2 separate regions of the Homo sapiens genome follow, and region 2 is linked to region 1. A link is an interaction called in ENCODE POLR2A ChIA-PET data of the cell type or tissue named here. Cell type or tissue: A673. All regions are shown on one strand. Each heading gives the region's core, and the rest is flanking DNA. Links, peaks and the distances in the headings are about the cores only. Region 1 has its middle 630 kb from the start of CDH8-AS1. Region 2 has its middle 890 kb from the start of CDH8-AS1.

Region 1 (11,509 bases), core at 2,161-7,160:
TAATTGTATTTATTATTTTAACATTTTTCAGAAATTACTCTATGATGAGCCTTCCACCCTAAGTCCCAGAATTATTGCTTCTTTATTAAATTTTGCCTCTATCCCCATACTTACACATTAAAAAATTTTAAATTTATAATATTACGTGAAAAACATCCCCCTGTGGACTGTGAACTTCATACGAGTACAGCTTATGTAAAATTCATCCTTGAACCATCAGTACAAATATCTGCATAAGTTGGTGATTTTCTTTTTTTTTATAATTAAGCAGATTCTATACTAAAAGGAGTGAAAGTAGGCATCAAGCTGTTCTCATCCTACATACCTTCCTATAAATACATTTGAGTTCTTTCATAGAGGATGTGTTTATCCCAATTTTACCACGTTGATCTTGGAAATGAAAAAAATGTTCTTTCCCTAAACCTTGACTAAGTATGTTTCAGCTCTATTCTTGAGTTCAGGCAAGTGTGAGATAAGTGACCCTTTTTTATTGAGAGGATAGATACTATGTCATTCTAGCTTTCTTGAGTCAGAATGGAAAACCACGATCAGGTCAGAATATTTATATGGGTTTAGTTGGATAGAGACTAAACATCAGGTCTATGCACTTGTCAGGTTCAAACTGTTTCCTGAAAGTCAGGTTAAAAAAATAGTACTGAATTAGAAGGTCAAATTGACTGGTATCTAGGGAACCAAAAATTGATTTATTTTACAAAAGAGGCATTTTCTTTCATTTGCTGAAAGCATTTGTTGTATGATATCTAGGGATATGTGTTTAAGAAAGAAATGAAGATCTAAGTTTGACAATGCTTTTTAAAAATGGTGTTTGATGTGTTTACTGAGATAATGGAAAAATACAGTAATTGGTTCTGATGAGTGTTGCCATTCTACTATTTACTTTTAAAATATTTATTTTTAAATGTGTTTACCGTGCTTAACAAATGTTTGGTTTTGATGATGATTTCCTGATAAAATAATATTTATTGACTGTACCTATTCCGGAGAGATTCACAGATTCAGTGAAGAAGTGTGGTTTCCAAAAATGCTGTTTTTTCACTAGCAACTCTTCTTTCTGTTATATTAATTTAAAATATTTTATTTCCACAGTTTATGTCTTATTTAACAGAAAATTACACACTATAAAATGTATGTGGTTGTCATTGCTGCTATTTACAAATATTCTAGTTCTTTTCCTTTTTTAGGTACATCGTGGGAATGTATTTACTCATCTTTTTGATGTTAAACATGACCATGTGACTTACTCTGATGAGTGAAATGTGAGCTAAAACAATGTTTGTTGCTTATGAATGGATATATCAAGATTCTATGGTATTTGGCCAGGTGTGGTGCCACAAGCCTGTAATCCCAGCACTTTGGGAGGCGAAGGTGGGTGGATCACTAGAGGTCAGGAGGTCAAGATCAGCCTGGCCAAGATGGTGAAACCTCGTCTCTACTAAAAATACAAAAATTAGCCAGGCATGGTAGTGGTTGCCTGTAATCCCAGCTATTCCGAACGCTGAGGCAGGAGAATCACTTGATCCCGGGAGGCAGAGGTTGCAGTGATCAAGATCATGCTACTACACTCCAGCCTGGGGGATAGAGCGAGACTCCATGTTAAAAAAGAAGAAAGAAAAGAAAAACAACAACAACAAAAACGAAAAGAGTCAATGGCATGAACTACTATATGCCTTTCCTTTTGTGTGTGGTTTAAAACAAGCCACATTTATAATTTCCCAGTTTCTATGAGTCAAGAGTCTAAGCATGGCTTAACTGAACCCTCTAGTTAGGGTCTCAATCATCTTGAACCAAGGTGTCAGCCAGGCTGAATTGTCATCTGGAGGCTTAAGTGAGGAATAATCCATTTCCAAGCTCATACAGGTTTTTGGCAAAACTCATCTTCCTTGTAGCTGTAGAACTAAATGTCCAAGCTTCTTGAGGGCTATTGGGTAGGGGACATTGTCAGACCCTAGAGGCTGCCAGCAGTTCCTCTCAGATAGGCTCTCCCAATATGGACACTTCTTTCATCAAGCCAGCAAATAGAGCTTCTAGAAAGCAAATCTGTTAGCAAAGTGGAGTTTCTTGATTGGTAATATAACATCACACTCTGAGTGACATACTGTGCCCTTTGCCACATTCAGTTGGTTAGTTGAAAATCACAGGTCTCACCTACTCAAGGGGAGTAAATCACTGATGACGGTGCACTACTGTAGAGAGTGTACATCCATCCACCACACATGAGCAATGCCCACCTATCCAAATCTCTGCTAGATTTGGAACCTGAGTGAGAAAGAAAGTTTTATTACATTAAACTGGAGATTACTTAAAAGTTTTGGGAAGTCACCCTCATGGCTTCTCAAAAACTTCCTACAGACTGACATAAAAAACAGGGCCTGGCTGGTCACAGTGGCTCATGACTGTAATCACAACACTTTGGGAGGCCGATGTGGGTGGATCAGTTGAGCTCAGGGGTTCAAAACCAGCCTGGGCAACATGGTGAGACCTCATCTCTACAGAAATAAAAAACAATAGTGGGAAGTGGGGGAGTGCACCTGTAGTCCCAAATACTTGGAGGGCTGAGGCAGGAGGTTGAGCTGCAGTGAGCCAAGATCGTGCCACTGTATTCCAGCCTGGGTTACAAAGTGAGATACCCTGTCTGAAAAAAATAATGACAGAAAGAAAAGAAAAGATAAGAGAAAGTAAAAAAGAAAAGAAAAGGAGAAAATGACAGAAACCAAGGACCTAGTTGTGGAAGGACTTTGCTATGAATATCCCTTTTCCCACCTCTACTTCTGCCTACATCCATCACCTTTAACACATACATTCCTTGCAATGAATTCTTTCAGTTCTCTCTCCCTCCTGGCTTTTCCTCAGACAGAGATCAACATATGCACTCTTATGTTCTTAAAGATTCCTTGAAATACACCAATCCTCCTTCAGACTCCCTAGAATAGCTTCTCTAACCACCTTCCTCACAACTAAGTTTCATGCCCGCCTTCTAATGTCCTCTGTGATAATGCATTATAATTGCCATTTATTGCTTTATTTTCTTTCCCACTAGACTGGAAGCTCATTGTGCACAGGGACCTTATGATGTTCAGAGGCGAGGGCAAGTCCTGGTATATGAGTCACTCTATAAATTTTATTAAAACAATGGAAGTTGTTAATAGTAGCATAAAAATTCAGTTAGTTCACTGAATTGGTCAGCCATTTGGCTTTATTGACTCTTTTTGCTCTGATGCCTGTTGAACAAGAAATGGCGTGAGTTTCTAGCTAACAGAGTATGCAGTTGAATTTTTATTTTCTCTATGGATTTGTGCCAAGGAGCTCAGGAGAGAGCCACGGTTTCATACAGCACAAATGAGTAGCTGAAAATGAACTTCAGCCCACGATAATAAGCTAACACATTGTTACACCATCAGAATTATTTCTTCAATCTTCTATGTTTATTGGTTTCTGTATATCACCACAATATTTTCTATTGAAGGAAACCTTCAGAATATTTAGCTAATAATGCCAAAGCCCCATGGCAGCATTTTTTAGTAGAACCTTAATTTCTAAGTTTAGTGTAAAAGAAGACTATCATATAGAAGAATAACTCCATTTGGAAGAATATAAAAAAAAAAAGAAAATCCTGTTACTTTGGTTCAATAGGAACTACTGCAGGATTTTGGCAAGTAACTTTAAAAAGGTAAGGTTTTGGAGATTTTCCAAGATATTTTACTTATGCTTAAACCTTATTTCTAAAGAAAATGTCTTCTTCAGACAAATAGCTTTTGAGACATAGACATATTATATTAAATAAGCCCAGTACAGCATTATCCTGTGTGGATGATAGTATATTTTATGTAACTTTTCAGATTTAGTCTATTAGATAGATTACTTCTCTGTGTGACTTCCCAGAGTTCTTCATCTCAGAATATTAATATTAAAATAATGTATTTAACAGCAACCCCAAAATGCATATAGAACTGTGTTTTATACCTTACAGTTATCTGACACATAATTGTATATAAAAAATAAAATTATATTAGTTGATGCTGGTAAGGCTTTCTAATTCCCTTATCACTAAAAGAAAAATCAGTGAAAAACTTTAACTAATTTTGGTCGAATGACTGAATTGCTTTGCCTTTTTCATCTTCTTGCAGCTTCCAAGTTTTCCTCATTTCCTTCTGCTGTCCTGAGCTGCTGGTATCTCTAGCTTGTTTACATTGGGATTCTGTATTCTTGTCAAGACTCATAAGAAGGAAAGGTCAGCCTTACCAGTGTTGCTCAAAATTCATGTTATCTTTAGTCTTTTAACCATATTATTCCTATAGAGGTTTTGCCTTACTTGATTATGTAGTTCTAAAATAGCTGCTTATCATTCCATTTTGCAGAGAAAAATCTTTGTTTTTCATTTGCAGCATTCTTTACTTCTTACCCTACTATATTCTGAGTGCTTTTTTTGCTTCCCCTTTTTGCTCTGACAGAAGAGACATTTTAACCCTGCTCTTTTGGGCATTGACAATAGTTTCTTTGTTGACTTGGAAGCTTAATATTTTGGACAAAAATATGGCAATGGTGTCACTTCCTGTGTAACACCATGCTATTTCCTGTATAACCATACCATTCTTGTGGGAATATCGTTAACTATTTCCTACCCACTGGACTGTGACAGCTCATAAAAATTTTATTTAATCATTTTATACCCGGCACTGTATGAACTGCCCTTTTCCTAGCTTTTGTTAAGAAAGCTTGGTAGGGCATATCATACACATATCCAATTAATTAAAATAAGGTCAAAGTATGTGTGTGCATAAACTCAACTGCCTACTTTAAAATTATTAGATATAATTTACTTACAATTCTTCAAACCTCCAAAGTAAATGCCAAGTTGACTTTTTGAATTTTTTTTTGCAGAATGGTAGCTTCCGCACCTCTTAGATGCATTTTAAAATACGGCAAATAACTTTACTGTTAATTTTTTAAATTTTGATTTGCTTTCTACTCCTAGCTTAAACATTTAATAATACAGTGGAACAAGTAAGAAATATGCATAATGCCATTTATTGGGCTTTCCCTGTATTAAACATTGTACCTGACATTTTATGTACATTAACTTTATCTTCAAAAGGCTACAAGGTAGAAGTGATTTCCATTTTTTAGATGAAAAAGCTGATACTCAAAAAAGTTAAGTGACTTTTCCAGAGTATCAAATATCAAGTGACAAAACTGATTTAAACAATGGTAGCTAACTTCTAACCCCAACTCACCCCGAGGTGCCTCTTTACATAATACTACATTATACGTAGGTGATTTGTTTTTATGATAATGGGGTAGGTAAAGATATTTTGGAACCCAACCCAAAATACTGCAATGCCTAAACCTACCACGACTTTTTTTCTGTGTCCAGTGTTTTGTTATATAATGTAATTTTTCTGATAGTTACTTTTTAAATACATGAAAAGAGAAAAATAACATGTTAAATCATGTTAGAAAATACGAATGTAGTACTATATCTTAGATAATGTGCTAACACTTTATATACTTTATGTGTTCAGTCAAAGGATACTACTAATAATATGGTTTTAGTCATTTAATTATCATTACTAAGCACCTTCAAAGTTCTAGACATTATATTGGATATTAAGAATATAAAGATAAGTAAAGCACAAACCCTCAAGAAAATTAAAGTACAGTGAAGACAGGATACATTCTCTATGCATATCACTTATATAAGTTGTCAAAGTGATTTTTTTGAATTACACCTGGAACCATAACAGCCAAATTTTATAGTGGAGGACCCTGGAATCAAGAGGAGAAATACCAATAGAAGCGAAACAGAGATTTAATGTTCTTCCTGTTCCCTGCTGAGACTTACGGTGGCCTACATAACAGTGTTGACTCTGTCCAACATCTAAAGAAATCCCTTGATGAAGGAGCTGCCAGCCTTCAGAGGAGCCTGATAAATATTCTTTTCTTTCTGAAGACTTGCAGTTGATTTTCACTCTAGCGTTCTAAGAAATTCTATAGACTTTTTGCAGTTTAGCATCCAATATATATGTGTCACCATTTAATATAAGCAAGAATACACTTGAAGATATACTTTTTCAATCTACATGTTTTCTTGAAAAGAATACTTAAGTGTATCAAAGTTCTTTTCCATTTTTTTGTTATTATTTTGGTTTGCAGAAAAAATGAGAAAAAAATGATGCGAAAGCCACAGAACTCAAAGTAAGAGATTTTCATGTTCATCCACTTAAGTTTGGGACTATAAACCACAATAATTCTAAATTCCAAAAAAGTTTTGTGCTCAACACAGTGTCTAGAAAATTCAAGACTTAAAAATTTCCTAATTTCAATTAAATAAATGCATTAAATAATACCCCTTTACTGAGCATAAAATAGTTATGTAAATTTACCAGTAAAAATGTTAAATAAGGTACTTATTCTACTAATCTTATAAAGATGCTTGAAATTAAAAGTAACTTTTATTTCTTGGCCTCTCATTGAAGGTCTATCCATTAAACATTTATTAGCTATGTCAGATATTGCATAGGGGCCACATTGAAGCTATGAAGGACACGTATTTTTTCAACCCAGATTTCCAGAACTGTTTTATTGACTTTTGCATTTAAGCTCCAGCCTCAAAATTTTCTGAAGGACAGAGGCATAATGTGTTATCTATTGCCTGGGAATAATGAAAAATGAAATGTATAATAGGAATATATACTTTACACTTAACATATGGAATGACAAAGTATCCATCTCAAGTATGACTAAATATTAATAAATCGCAATCTGAATAGAAAACCAAAGAAGCAAACAATTCTATTATGCAAATAGCAGTAATTTATTGTGCAGTTAGAAAATAACAATCTCTAAAAATAAATGTTTGTAACAAACTATCTCATGCATATAAGTAGATCAACAATTTATTCCATATTCCTGTGAAGCTTGCCAACAGATCTAAGACACAGTTAAGAAGTTAAGATGTTTAAAGCCTTTCTTTATCTGTTTTATATTGTTTCCTCTAAGGTCATATTATTATTGAAATAGTGTGCGTGTGTGTGTGTGTATGTGTGTGTCTGTGTGTGTGTGTGGGTATGAGATTCCTGTAATATACATTTTTCTCATTCAAAAGCCTGATTCTGAAAACTGAATTTCCCAAAACATTCTGATAGGGAAACAAATCAGTTTCCTAGAGTTAAATGGAACAGTAGAATCATGTATTTCAGATTCAGAATTTTCTTCCACAGTGAGATTAATTTTCCAGCCTCTCTCACTCATTCATTGCATATTTATTGGGCATTTTTTATTTGCCAGTGCTTACACTGGGCAACATAAATATAATATTGAGTGAAAACAGATATGATCTCATGAAGGTACAGTCTGGTGGAGAAATACTTTACTGGAATTATTATATATGTAGAATTTAATTATCAATTGTGGCAAGGGCTTTGAGAGAGGGGAATATGATAGGTGGTATTGCCTTAATTAGGAAAGTAATAGCTTATGTGAGGAAGGGATGATTTGAGTCTGAGAAGATCCAATAGACAGTATTGCACTGTCCCCCCACCCCCACCTCCATCTCAAATGAATAAAATGAAGATTTTCAAGAAGAGTTGCATAAGTGTCTATCTGAAAGAGGGTCTGGGTTTATGAATTAACTGTGATAATGGCATTCTGTGAACAAGATGTAAGTGACCACTTCTATGCCCCAAAATCTTGTAACACAATACCTGAAAAGAATATTAAGGGCTGACTTGAAAACACTTTTGAGAGGATAAGATGGAAGCTAAATAATTATTCTCAGCCTTCACTGCAGATAAAATAAAAGAAAATTAGTCAAAATTACATCATTTTTATTTAAGGAATATAGCACCATGCATTAACAAGGCATATATATGCAATGCCTAGAAGTCATTCAGAATATATGTCGAGAATAAAAAGAATTTTATCTCCCCAGAACTATTCTTAACTTTCCTTCTGCTTCCATTTTTCTTTAATGGCCCAAGAGCCTCAGGATCACTGGAGCTCAAAAACAGACTCACCGTCTATAACATTACTATGTTTAATCAGTAGCCAAGTCCTACCTATTCTACCTTAATGATATCATTCTTATTCCACCATCACTGCTGTAATTCGGGCCTGCAATACATTTCAGCTGTGGTATTCTAATAGACTCGTCAGTGGTCACTGTAGCTCAGACTGTCATTCTCGTCATTCATTTTGCACATTGGAACTAGTGTACTCTCCTTAAAATACATCTCTAGTCACAAGACATCCTTTCACAGACTTCACTTAATAAGCAATAGGGAATTGTTGAAAGTTTTAAAACCCATTAGCCTATAATTCATGCTTATTCTCAAGAACTATTTACAACTTATATTGTTTTATCTCAATAAAAACATATCCCCATAATACATTTACTGAACAGATATTTATTGGGCATCTACTGTATGCTAGAAATTAGAGATACAAAAATAGAAAAAAAAAGTTCTCTTTCTATAGCTTGCAAATTAGCAACCTATACATTTGAATACAAACATTTTCATAGCAAATACAGCTATAAAAAGCTAAATGTCATGGAGTTGTAGAAAAAAGTTATTCTGGTCTAATTCATTCTGTGATGTTTCTTCTTTTGAGTTTTCTGTTATGAGTGTGTCAGAAACTGCCTAATTTCTTTAAAGTGTGTTTAGATATGAGAGTAATGACTCCATTATGTTAGGATTGTAATTACTTCTCTGTTGTCTCTGGCTTTGCATGTGATTTAATTATGTTACTGACAAATTGCTGTATCATGGTTATTCTCAAAACAACGGTATATTCCACTGATGCTTCCTTTTGAGGACCACAGGTATTTTTAGGTGCTATTGTTTATTACAAATTTATATTTAGCCCATTTTATAGATATATGTACCCACATTTTGCAAATGAAGAGGTGACATTTGTTCCTTCTCTGGCTTTTCATTTAGTTTGAGATAATATATATTTAATTTGCTCTTATAACTAATAAACTGATATTTATTATCTTATAATAACTAATAAGGTTATACTTATAACTAATATATTATAAGTAATAAACTTAGTTGCAAATTTTAATTGATAAATTAAATTGAGTAAAGATATTCAATTTATAGCTAGCAGATTTAGCTTACTTGTCTGTTCACTAGTAATCAGGTATAAATATAAATACATGCACACACACACATATATACTTATAAACAGACAATAGTTTGTATGGATGCTTGAATTAAAAGTTATTGATTTTGATCTTTCTCTAGTGTGACTTTCAAAATAGGCCTATGAAATGAATGATTTGTCCAACTTCCTATAGAGGTTAAAATTCAAATGAAAATCCACAGCTTTCAAGACTTTCTATGTCCTTGGGAAGGATCTCAAATTAAAGGAATGGCATGATCTCTTCCCCTGCTCCACTTCTAACCCCTGGAAATGAACATTTTTTAAAGAGCTCATTCTGCTAAACCATAAGTTTTGTGACAATATGATTTAATTCGAATATTATGGATTTCAATCCAGGCTGACCTAAATTTGAATCTATTGTTTCTGTTCCTTAGCTCTGTGATATTTTTATAGTGGTTGAATCTCTCTAAGTTTCAGAGTATTTTTGAAAAAGCAGTCACAACATCCACTTCAAAGTTCTGTTGTGATTTATTTATTTATTTATTTATTTTGACGGAGTCTCCCTCTGTCGCCCAGGCTGGAGTGCAGCGGCGCGATCTCGGCTCACTGCAAGCTCCGCCTCCCGGGTTCACGCCATTCTCCTGCCTCAGCCTCCCAAATTGCTGGGACTACAGGCGCCCGTCCCAATGCCCGGCTAATTTTTTTGTGTTTTTAGTAGAGACGGGGTTTCACCACGTTAGCCAGGATGGTCTAGATCTCCTGACCTCGTGATCCGCCCACCTCAGCCTTCCAAAGTGCTGGGATTACAGGCGTGATCCACCGCGCCCGGACTGTTGTGATTTTTAAATGAGATAAATGTATTTAAAGCCCTTAGCATGTATAAAGCACTTAAAACACGTTTATTTCTGTCTCCCTATCTGGTATGTTTCTGTAAACAAGACATCATTTTGAAAATACTCAGTCATCTAACATTTTGTATAAATAAAATATTTTCTTATTACCCCCAGCCTCTGACAGTTTTAAATTCAAACTGAGATACAGAAATCAAAATGCTCAAGGGCAAAGGACAAGGTTAAATCTGTGAAGCATAAGAATAGAATAAAAGTCTTAACCCTCATCCCCGATCCTTATTCCTCAGAGGCTGTGAAACCACCTTTGCAAAAATTATAACAGTGAGAAAATTATGGCAGTGAAAGAGATCTGACCTAACCAACTCCATCTTGCCTTTAACCTCCAAACTGCCTTTAGCCATTCCTGGGTGGAAGACCACTTTGAGAGAAACTTATTTTATAGTTTAAATGATAATGGCCCTTCCCAAAACTAAACCACCTTTATAAAACTAGTAAAAGACCACAAGATTAGGATTATTAGAGGGGCCTGAATTCTGCTAAAGTTTAGATGTAATTAAAGAATTGCCAGCCATTGTTCTAGAGGTCACAAAATTTGTAACTTTTCCAATTGCTCCTATAAATAACATCACTGTTGCAGAACCTAAGATTGGCCTTTTGAGATGTCTTTTCAGACTTTTGCATTTCTGATGACTGGGTGACTCCAGTTCCATGACTCATGACTCATGACTCAGTGATCCTGTGGTCCCAACTCAGAAGCAGATTCAGCAAATAAGGACTATTTTCCATGTACCTATGCCACACCAACCAATCAGTATTCCCCACTCCCTAGCCCCTGCCCACCAAACTGTCTTTAAAAAAACCCTAGCTCTGAATTTTGGGGGAGACTAATTTGAGTAATAAAACTCCACTGTCCTGTTTAGCCAGCTCTATGCGTATTAAACTCCTTCACTGTTGCAATTCATCTGTCTTGATAAATCAGCTCTACCTGGGCAGTGAGCAAGATGGACCCTTTGGGCAGTTACAGGTGTATCAACTGTTCAGATAGTCATGTTGACTTCTTTGGCTACTGATAAGCCATCAGGGTCTCCATAACAGAACTGCTCAAGTGAGGCAAACTGGCCTGTGATACTAATCTAGGTTTCAAAAGTACCTAAGAAATTCCTTTAAAGCAGGTCATGTGCTAGAAGAATCTAGTACAGATTTAACAAAGCAAGAAAACTAGGCCATAGCTCATTTAAGTCTGTAATTGCTTTGAGGTTCAACAGGAGACTGCGATCATAATCATAAAATATATTTTGCTTTGCTTTCTTTCTAAACTATTTATTCTCTTGATCTCTCTTTTCCTTCCACTTTTCTGTTAGATTCCAAGGACAGAAATATTAATAACTCTGGCGAGGTTAAATTATAATACATTTCTTTCTCTTATTTGTTATAGTTCAATATTGTCAGATATTTTTATTTGTTTTTCATGCATTTATTTATCTTTAAATGACAATTGATTTGAATTACAGGGAGATGTTATTGGCGAATAA
Region 2 (11,509 bases), core at 3,575-8,574, 260 kb before region 1:
ACTTTTCTTAAGAGGAAGATAGCAAGTATTGCTGGCTTCTATCCAAACCACTCTTGCTCTGTTTACATTCTTTGCTCTTCAGCCCTCCCATTGCCAAAGTTTGCCATTTTGTTTTCCCCAGTCTGCAGTTAACCTCTTTGACACATAACTGGCATTTCCCAGTACCCAGGACCACAATTGGCTCACCAGAATTAGTGACAGTTGCCCTTCCTTACTCCACCTGGAAACAGCACAATGAGTACATGCTTAGTGCAAATTAGATAACAGACACCCCTTTCTCGAGGTGAACCTAGCCCTGCTGTAAACCCTGTTTGACCCATTTCCCAGGGTCCTTGGATAATGAACCATCTAAACATGTATATGACAACCTTACTAGTTGCTGATCTTATCTATATTCCCCTTGCTGTACAATGTTAATTGTTCCTTTCGGAAAAGTCACGCTCATAGATGAAATGTCTTCAGTTGCTGTTCTAGGCTAGCTATTGCACAGATATGCACATTTTTTTTCCTAAATCATTTTTCCAAACCTGGCTCTCAAATGTTCTTCTTTCCTGCTTACATTCCCCTAAATACAAAATTCTATCCTCTAATTTCTCTATTTGCTCCATCTATTGAGTAAACGAGAGTATTTCCTATTGATGTCTTCATACAGAAGAAAATTCATAGAAATATTTATACCAAAATGTTAATAGTGTTTCTTTTGTTGGTGGCTTTTCTTATCAAATTTTTTTTTAGTTTTTTTCTTTAATGGACATGTATAAATTATGTAATGCATTTACAAAAACGCTCCTCAGTTTAAGAAAGTAAATAAATGATAATCATTTTTAAATGCTTACTGATCTCTTTAATTGTAAGACTCAAAAATTTAGAAGTAGGAGGTACAGCTGTTAAAATCACAAGTATGACCTCAGGCTATATCAACCTGAGCATGGAGTTGAGGTGCGCTCCAATAAAGGCATGGAAAAGAGGTTTAAAAAACATACATTATCCTAGTCAGAACTGAGGGAGTCACATAACCTGAGAAGAAAGAGAGGAATTATTTCTTTTTGGGCAGAATATTTATGTCTGCTGATATAACTTGGCCATTATCTAAACTACCACTCTGGTATTACATTGGACAAAAATTAATAAAATAGTTTTCTTATTACAACACTCTGTTGACAAAAAAAAATATTAAACAACAAAGAAACTGTCTTAACCCCCAATACTGAATTGCATTTTTTTCCTCTGCTAGCTCTTAAAAATTAGAGATACTGAGGGGGAACAAATTCTCATAGATGGGTGACACTCTTAATCAGAGTCAAATCTTGGAAGCTGTTTCAAATTAACTCTTTTCACAGTTTTCAGCAGTTTTGTGTGGCATGCACATGCTTTGTCTAAGATTTTTATTATACATAATATTGTGTGGCTTGAAACACCACTTATTAAGTTCCTATGGTTTGCTGGATAATGTGGTGACTAACATTTCTGGAGGACCTCATAGGATAGTGGAGAAACAGACATGTAACTATGCCAATCATATTAACCACAGTAAATGCCATGACAGAGGAAATGAATAGGTCACACTGGAAGTCGAGAAAATGGTAGTCACAGTTCTTTCCTTAATACCACTTAAGCACTTGTGGGGAAGACGGGGATTAGACCCATGACAGCACAATCAGCTTCTGCATCTTTTGTGCTGAGATTACAGTGCAGTGCCATTGTTTCCTTGTATCCTCATCCAAAGGCTCATGGCTAATTAATATGCTTGATTGAAAGGCAGCAAAAGCTTGTGCATGCATGCAATGGATAAAAGCCTAGTGTTGCTGAAAACAAAACAAAATGAAGAAAAAAAACCAAACCAAATAAAATAAAATAAGAAAGAAAAGAAGGAAGAAAGGAAAAAAGAAATCAGAGCCTTACAGTGGACACAAAAGCTTAGCTCTGCAAGAATGTTAAACCCTATTTTATTTCTCTGTCACTGAATTTAAAATGAGATTGGAGAAGGACTGTAAGTGTTGAGAAGAGTGAAGCAATTTCAAGTGACAGAGTTCAAAAGAGGTGGTTATGCATTTCTAAATGGGTACTGAATCTCCTTTAGAGATATTTTGCACTTAGAAATAAAGAGTTCAGTTGAGACCGTCACCTAACTTTCTGGAAAAAATGGCCTATGCAAATTGACCATATCTTTTACTGAAAGCTATGGTCATAGGAATTCCAGGTTTCATTCATTTGACATTCCACAAATATTTATGGAATGTCTACAGTGTGCTAGGGGCAAGGAAAACAAAGCATAATATTTCAAAGGGATCTCTGTGTAATTAATGCCCCCAAATTGTATATGTTAATAAATAACCCTCAACAACTATAGACAAAAATGCTAATACTGATTTTAAATGTATATTTGCATATATGTGTGTATATATATTTACCTATTATGTGTTATGTATTTATATGTTATATATCTCAGATAAAAGACTGGCCATATGACTTTATAAGCAATAATTTCCAGTAGAAAATAATGACACAAATTGCTTATAGAAGGGTATGTAAAGAAAATCATGTGTTCTTTTGCCAACATCCCAGAACAGATGTTGTTTTGTACTATGACTTAATAACCTATTTAGTAATTGTGAGAGGTATATAGAAAAAAATGCCATGACTATGAAAGTAAATATAGAGAATTAACCTACAACTAAGCCCTCAATTATTAATCCCATTAAAAATTTTTGCCAACTGCAATTGTCTACTAAATTTTACTTTCATTTTACTCTCAAAATAGTATAGGGGTTAGGAAGAGTAAGCATTCTTATCAATATTTTACATAAATTTTGAGTTCAGAATGATAAGACGTTTATCATTATTTCTAACAAGCATTCTTGCCTCTTTGGGCTGGTACAAAAATCATCATTTTTTCTTTGGGATATCACCCCTACCTCATTCCTTTCCAACGTTCTTTCACTCATATATTATCTCTGTCCAAATGGTCCTTGTTTCATTGCCTTGTTTCAATTTTTGTCATTTACTTATTGATGAATTAGAATATTTTATGCCCTGTCAACAATGATTGTGTCAGAGATAGGCATATAATGGACCACTCATGGTGTTCCATCACATTTATTACAGAGATACTGTGAAAGAGGTCTTTATTTCAGGAATTTCAAACTCCAAGAACTAGATAAGTCAAAACCTGCCAGCAGAACACAATATCTGCAGAATGAATTTATACCAGTTGCAAGTGATACAACTGGTACTATTTCAAACATATAGAGATAATGCTTGCAAGTGGATCAGAACATGATATAGGAACACAATTTTGTACTGTTCATCTCTTAACTCTGCTTTTCTTTGTGCTGGATCTATTGTCAAGCAACTCTCCCTTTCTCCTTGGTGGCAAAATCACTGTCATCAGTTTTACACTTTTTATCCCATTTTCTCAGCATCCCTCAAAGAAAGAACATATATCTTCCTAGCATTTTCAAGTTGGGCCTCAAAATTGAATCTCATAGCTCTGCCTTAGAAAACATTTTTATTCCAGAACCAATCACTGTGGGTGAAGGCTTGAAATAACATATAGATTCACCATATTCAGATTAGGTGTCCACTCTTGATTCTGGAGTTTGAGTTCAACCTCACTCAAACCACATGGATGGTGGTAATTTCCTGATTCTAAAAATGGTGCCCTTTCCAGATAAAGGGAAAAGGGGTAGTGTCCTGACAGAAATAACTTAAGTCCATGTCAGAAACCAATTCAAAAAAGAAGTACGTAGAAAGAGATGCTGGATTTTGCAACAGGTGACCCTGGATTCAACTATGTTTAAAATTGTTTATGTGTCAATGAATACGATTTTCTTTGAGTTGATTTGAATCAGGTTTTTATCATCAGAAATCTAGAAGCTTCTTTGATGTGGGGCTGAAAAGGAGATACATGCCAATAGGGTACTTAGGTTCAGAGATGTAATTTATTTGTTTTTATTCATATAGAAAACCAGTGTTGTGGTTAGCCTTTGTTTTGCAATTTACTTTTGCTGCTCAATGTGCATCCTGCAGCTACCCCTAATTTTATTTTTACAAGTATTTTATATAACATTTTATTATATATATATATATTCAGTTTTTATTACATAGACTTATATGGTTTACTCTTATATATTTTTTCTTTTTGAAATGATATCTGCCCCAATAAACTCATATTATGCTCTCTTCTGACTCATTTGACAGTAATATCCCAAACTCAAACCCTAAAAATGGAGATAGTGAAGGAAAAGGGAAAAGACTTAAAAAAAACAACACTTTATTTCTTACATCAAAATTGCTACTTGGAAAAAATTGCATTTTTCTTTTTACTGAATACCCTTTCAATAGGTCTTAGGTAGGGTTTCCTAGAAGAAGACACTGAGATGAGAATTAGTGTTCAAAGGACGTGTTAAGAAAATGCCCCTGGCTGGGTGCAGTGGCTTACGACTGTAATCCCAACACTCTGGGAGCCTGAGACTGGCGGATCGCCTGAGGTCGGGAGTTCGAGACCAGCCTGACCAACATGGAGAAGCCCCGTCTCTACTAAAAATACAAAAATTTGCTGGGTGTGGTGGCACATGCCTGTAATCCTAGCTACTCGGGAGGCTGAGGCAGGAGAATAGCTTGAATCCGGGAGGCAGAGGTTGCAGTGAGCTGAGATCACGCCATTGCACTCCAGCCTGAAAACAAGAGCAAAACTCTGACTCAAAAAAAAAAAAAAATTGCTCCCTAGAAAAACCAGTAAGTAAATAGGTAAAACAGGACAGGGAAAGGAATAAAGTCAAGAAGAGATTCAATTCAGGCAATCCCAGTCGCAGCCAGATCCTTCAGGGAAGCTCTGAAGGATAAATTGCATCTCAGAATTATCCCAACTGGAAGAAAGGGAGCTGGGTGTCAATAACACTTTTGTGTCAACCAGTCATTGGCTAAGAGCAACCCCTCACTGGGATGCTTTGTGATATGCAAAGTTTCAGACACATCTACCTTTGTGGATGAGGATGACAAATTGCCTCCAGTCATTCCAAGGAAACCCTCTGAATAGCCAGACACAGCCGTCAGAAGCAAAAGCACCTATAAGCTAGAGGAGAGGACCACAAAACCAGTGAAGAGATCTGAACACAGCTAGGCAGAATACTGACAGGATCAGGACAGTCAGTGTCAGGTATTTACCAATAGAGATGCAGGGAAAAAATTCTGCCTGTGTACAAATTCCATGCCCTTAATACTTTTGTGAAAAAATCTCTTTAATTTAGTTTTTCTGTTAACTGGTGATATTTATTTTAAAACTACAAGTGGTAATTATTTCTTCAATATTTGTTTGAATATATATATATATATATATATATATATATATATATATATATATATATATATATGAAAAACTTTAAACAAATTCTGAAGACGCTAACTTGGTGTGCAATGTCAGAAGGCCTCGCAACTCCTCTTTCTTGCTTTATTCAGGGCACAAAGCTTTTGGATACATGAAATGAGTCAACCTTTCAGATAAATTGCTGATGAAGGATATCTCAAATAAAGATGTTTTGAAAGCTTCAGCCATACCCTTGATTTCTTTACTGAGCTCAGGTTGTGTGAGTTCCCTGGGAGAATGGTGGGACAATTCTAATTCCCACCTTCAGAACATTACTATAGATGTCTCTTCATGTGGCTTCAAGTTAAAAGCCCAGTGAAGGCTGTTTAAGTTTCAAAGATTAAATGCAAAACCTTCTCCATTAAGAAATACACACACACACACACACACACACACACACACACACACACACATAAATATTACTGGGTTTCCATTTTTTCTTGTCATCTTTCTACTGCCATCTCCATCCGCTACTTCTTGTAGCTCCCCTTTTTAATCCTAAAATTTATCTTGAAGCTTGCCTTGGCTTTTTTCCTCTGAGTCTTCCTAGAGCCTCCAAATTCTCTGTGACACATTTTTATACAATATGGTACATGCATTTACATTTATATGTATTAAAATGTTATATTTTACTAATAAAAAGTTTGGCATGCATAAGATTGATATAAATGAGTAAAAGTCATATCAAATCTAGCCTTGTGGGAAGGGAGGAACACAAAGATTGGAAAAAGAAGATGACAGTTGTAATATACTTGTTTTTTTGAGGTGGGGTCTCACTGTGTTGCCCAGGCTGGAGTGCAGTGGCATGACCTTGGCTCACTGCAACTTCAACCTCCTGGGCTCAAGCAATCCTCCCACCTCAACCTCCTGTGTAGTTGGGACTACAGGTGCATGCCACCATGCCTGTTTAATTATATCTATATCTATATCTATCTATCTCTATCAATTTGTATCTCTATGTATAGATATAGATTTTGTTTGTTGTTTGTTTTTGTAGAGATGGGGTTTCATCATGTTGCTCAGGCTGTTCTTGAACTGCTGAGCTCAAGCCATCTGCCCTCTTCGGCTTCCCAAAGTGCTGGGATTACAGGCATGAGCCACCACATCCAGCCTTGATGCACTATTTTTAAAATAACACTTTTATTTAAATATATCTGTAGAAAATTGTAAAAGTGAGAAGTGTAGATGTTAGAGGATTATCACAAATCTGACATAGCCATTTAGGCAAAAAATACAAAATATTAGCATCACTAAAGTCCTTCTTATGGCCTTCTTCATTATTTCCTCTTCTCTTTAACAGTGTTGTTTAAAGTACCATATTATGTATTTTATATACAATACAATATTACTTTACACAGAGAGGTACTTTATACAGAGAAGTACATGTATACTTATATACTTTATATATACAAACATCATGTGCACATATATGTACACAACTACCTATATTTTTTGTTTTATAAATCAATATCAGTTTGTTAGACATTTGAAGATATTAACTACATTGCTGTCTAATTCCCTTTATCTTGGATGAGAAGAAAAAATCCATTTTACTGTTGTTCTTTGAAGGTTACCCTTATGATTTTCCCGTTGTCTTTTATTTTCCTAAAGATGCTATAATATTGGAGTGCATTCAGATGACTTAGAATTAGTAACAGTACTTGAATATAAATGTGAATATCTTTTATCAGGTTTGGAAAACTATTAACTACTATCTCTTATGCCCTTTCCCAAATTTTCCACTATTCATTCTCATTTTATGATTGAGTTTGGTCTTGTTCTGGCATTTTTAAATATGACTAATTTTTTCTGCAGGATTACTTATGTGTTTTCAAATTATTTATTTAAGTCATCTTAATTTTTGTTTCATGGACATTTATTTTGGATTTTTAAATTTTTAGGATTTTTCACTGTTTAAAAATTTTTGAATATATTCATTAAAAGTATTTTAATTTTATTATCTTGATCAACTGTGATTTCATTCTTATTGCCTATTTTTTCTCCAGAATGTGGTAATATATTTGAATATGTCAGGTGATCATTTTAATTTAATTTAAAGTTCCAAGTTACATGTGCAGGATGTGCAGGTTTGTTACATAGGTAATCATGTGCCATGGTGGTTTGCTATGCCTATCAACTCATCACCTAGGTATTAAATTCAGCATGCATTAGCCATTTTTCCTGATATTCTCCCTTTCCCCATCCCACCTGTAGGCCCCAGTGTATGTTGTTCCCCTCCCTGTGTTCCCCTCCATGTATTCTCATTGTTCAGCTCTCACTTCTAAGTGAAAACATGGGGTGTTTGGTTTCCTATTCCTGCATTAGTTTGCTGAGGATAATGGCTTCCATCTCCACCCATGTCCCTGCAAAGGACATGATCTCATTCTTTTTTATGGCTGCATAGTATTCCATGGTGTATATGTACCACAATTTCTGAATGAAGAGTTTATCTACCTTCAATCTTTGAGGCTACTGACCTTTGGATGGGTTTTTTGTGGGAACTTTTTTTGATGCTGTTGTTGCTTTATTTTTGTTTGTTTTTTCTTTTAACAGTCAGGCTCCTCTTCCTTAGGGCTGCTGCAGTTTGTTGCGCGTCCACTCCAGACCCTGTTTTCCTGAGTCCCTCCCACCCCTGGAGGCATCACTACTGGACGCTGCAAAACAGCAAAGATGGCTGCCTGCTCCTTCCTCTGGGAGCTCCATCCCAGAGGAGCACTGACCTGATGCCAGTGGGAACGCTCCTGTATAATGTGGCTGGTGACCCGCGTTTGGGGGTTTTATCCAGTCAGGAAGCACGGGATCAGGGACCAGCTTAATGAAGCACTCTGGCTGCCTCTTGGTGGAGGGGGTGCATTGCGCTGAGGGGAATCACATTCACCTGGACTGCTGGGATTCCTCAGAGCCAGCAGGGGAAAAGACTAAGTCCACTGACCCACAGAGATCGTGGCCATCCCTTCCCCCAGGGGTTTCATCCCAGGGAGAACAGAGTTCTGTCCATAAACCCCTGGCTGGAGTTGGTGAAATTCCTGCAGGGAAGCCCCACCCAGTGAGGAGGGATGGGGCCAGGTCCAGCCTAAAGAGGGAGTCTGGCCACTATCTGCCACAGTCTCTGTGCTGCACTGTGAGGAATTCCTCCTGGGTCCAAACCACCCAGTTTTCTCCGGCACCAGAAGAGGAAAACAGCAGACTGGAACTGCAGTGATGGCAGCCAGTGATGGTGGCCACCCCTTCCTCCGAAAGTTCAGTTGTCTGAGGCAGTAGGTAGCCAAAGGGATGGCAGCTGCCCCTCTCCTCAGGAATTTGGTAGTCTTAGGCAGTCTCCAGCTGAGTGTCCACTGAGATTCTGCACAGCACTGTGCTTGGGACTCAACGCCCTGGTGGCGTGGGCTCCTGAGGGAATCTCCTTATCCACAGGTTGCACAGATCTGTGGATAAAGCGTGACTTTCCAGGTAGGGGTAGCACAATCGCTCACCGCCTCCCTTGGCTTGGGGTAGGAGATCCCCATTCCCCTTGTGGCTACCAGGTGGGATTCACTCGCTGGATTCACCAGCAGGATTCACTCGCTGTTTGTGTCCTTGGTGAGGGCCTCTGACCGCAACTGTTTCTAGTCCACCATCTTGGCCCCTCCCTGGCTGGTTATTCTTGTTTGAGGAATTGAGACTGTTTATTTAAAATGTAGAGATAAGTTGAATCTCTGTATACTATTTTCTTCCAATATGTTTTCATTTTTCTTCTGGCACGTATCTAGGCTTCAGGACACAAGTTATTCTAGAACCTTGATTAAATCATAGTTTTAGTGATTAAGATCATAGTTAATATATAAAGCTTCTATGGGCAACAAAAAATGTAAAAACTTTTTCTTATTTTTGGTCTCTAATCTCTTATCATTGTTCCATGGCTGTATTGAGTCTAGCAAAAGTTTTGCTTAACCTTAAAGCTTCTTACCTGCCACCTTTACAATTAGCAATTGCCTGGAGAGGAAGTGTGGTGATATACATCAGTTTAACCTTTCTTGTTCTGCTCTTTTTCTGGAAGAAAATTCCCTACAAATTTTCCCTACAAATTCTCGTTGCCTTGGTAGTTCTCTTATATCTTCAAGTTAATTAAAGATATATTTTGTCTAGACTTTCACAGTGGAAAGATTGGTCTGAAATATACTAGTCTACTATTGTCCAAGGGAACTCTTAATATGTTTCTGTAAAAGGGACACATTTTGGAGGCCTGGGAGAGGTCTAAGGAAGTGGGAAACCCACAGAACCTCTTTTATCAATTACCTAGAATCCACATATGACTTCAATTTATTCCATATGATTAGAAATTAACATATGTAGAGAAATATATTTTGTTTTGTGTTTCTAAAGCAATGCAGAGAAAGCAGCCTTTTTAAAAACATGGTATACTCACTTATAAGTGGGAGCTAAATGATGAGAACACATGGACACATGGAGGGGACAACACACACTGGGGCCTACTGGAGGGTGGAGGGTGGGAGAAGAAAGAGGATCGGGAGAAATAACTAATGGGTACTAAGCTTAATACCTGGATAATGAAATAATCTGTACAACAAATTCCCATGACACAAGCTTACCTATATAACAAACCTGCACCTGTACCCCTGAACTTAAAATAAAAGTTAAAAAGATAATGGTATATTAGACAAGACCCAAATAGCTATAAAAGGCACTAATCCTTACCTTCCCTTTCTTAGGAATCTTTCAAAAAAATGGAGATTTATGGTGCCCTTTTGGTGAAATTTAAAATAAATTGCTAAAATAATATAAATGATTATATTAAATATATGGATTTTGACAATATTGTGAATTAATTCATTCAACAAATATTTATTGATATTTTCCAGGGACTATTCTAAGCAGTAAGAATATGCCTGTATTAATCATGATTTTTATTTTCTATATTTTATAATTCTTTGACATCCAGAGGTCTCATGAAACAAATGGACGGTGCCCTTCGGGATTAGCTAATTTCTAGAGATAACAAACAACTTACCTGTAAACTCATCTTTGATATGCAAACCAGAAAATTCTGAGACCTTAGCCCAGCCTGCTTCCTTTATTCAGGCTCCTGCAGTCTAGAACACTATCCTCCTGCCCTGGATTACCCCAGCATTAGACAATAGACAGGTAGAGAGCACCCTTACAGCATAGAGCCTGCCTAAATTATTCAAACTGTCTAACCCTGAATCTGCTCAGCAGCTTACCCCGCTTGGCCCATTTCTTCCTAAGAAAACCACAGTAAAACCTTTTTCCCACACTTCTTGCTCCTTCTACCTTCTGACCCGACCCTGGTGCTTCCTTGTGTAGCCCTGTGCAGCTTGGCAGGTCTTCTTCTCTTGGGAACGCTGACTAACGAACTGTGTTTTCAGTGGCTATTCTCTCCTGATCTGTTGGTCTTACCATACTGAATAAAAATGAAATCCTGGATGCATTTTAAAACAACAGCTACAAACAAGGCCTGTGTTCTCTTAGAGGATAGAGACACTAAATGAATGAACAAATAATGTTAGAAGGTTATAAAGTCTCTGAAAAAAATAAAACAGTGTTGTGAGAGCAGCTGGTGATAGGGCTAATTTAGAATGGAGAAGGAAGAGTTCAGTGGGGAGGTGGTGACTTTTGAAAGGACGTCAGAATGTAGGAGACGCTTGGCTCTAAGAATGCTGTAGATGGCGAGGATTCTGGGTGTGAACTTAGACATTTTTGTTTACTAGAAACTGTGTGCCAACTAATCAGGTTGAATTTCTTTTCTTTTTCCTTTTTTTTTTTTTGAGACAGGGTCTCACTCTGTCACCCAGGCTGGAGTGTGCAGTGGTGCAATCTTGGCTCACTGCAACCTCCACCTCCTGGGTTCAAGCGATTCTCCTGTCTCAGCCTCCCGAGTAGCTGGGACTACAGGCATGCACCACCATGCCCAGCTAATTTTTGTATTTTTAGTATAGACAGGGTTTTGACATGTTGGCTAGGCTGATCTCAAACCCCTGACTTCAGGTGATCCACCCGCCTTAGCCTCCCAAAGTGCTAGGATTACAAGTGTGAGCCACTGCACCCGGCCCAGATTGAATTTAATTGATAGGTACTCGGTAGCAATAATTCCATCTTCACCCACATGGATGCCCCATCTCCCATTTT

What was found. ChIA-PET counts read pairs that join two places held together with the same protein. Peaks named below come from ENCODE experiments on the same cell type or tissue, not always from the same donor. Only the 100,000 strongest peaks of a DNase experiment are listed, where the experiment ranks them.
Region 2: POLR2A ChIA-PET joins it to region 1 with 7 read pairs; 3 of 35 experiments call an interaction of 5 or more read pairs at or near these places.

The regions. Positions count from the first base shown.
Region 1 is chr16:61,284,818-61,296,326 of GRCh38, forward strand. No RefSeq gene overlaps it. Among named protein-coding and RNA genes, the nearest start is that of CDH8-AS1, 630 kb to the right of the region's middle. In A673, for the core only: no CTCF peak of the experiment used is centred there; DNase peaks (open chromatin) are centred at 4,504 and 5,864; H3K27ac peaks cover 3,260 bases.
Region 2 is chr16:61,022,740-61,034,248 of GRCh38, forward strand. No RefSeq gene overlaps it. Among named protein-coding and RNA genes, the nearest start is that of CDH8-AS1, 890 kb to the right of the region's middle. RefSeq lists an enhancer at 875-2,982. In A673, for the core only: no CTCF peak of the experiment used is centred there; no DNase peak of the experiment used is centred there.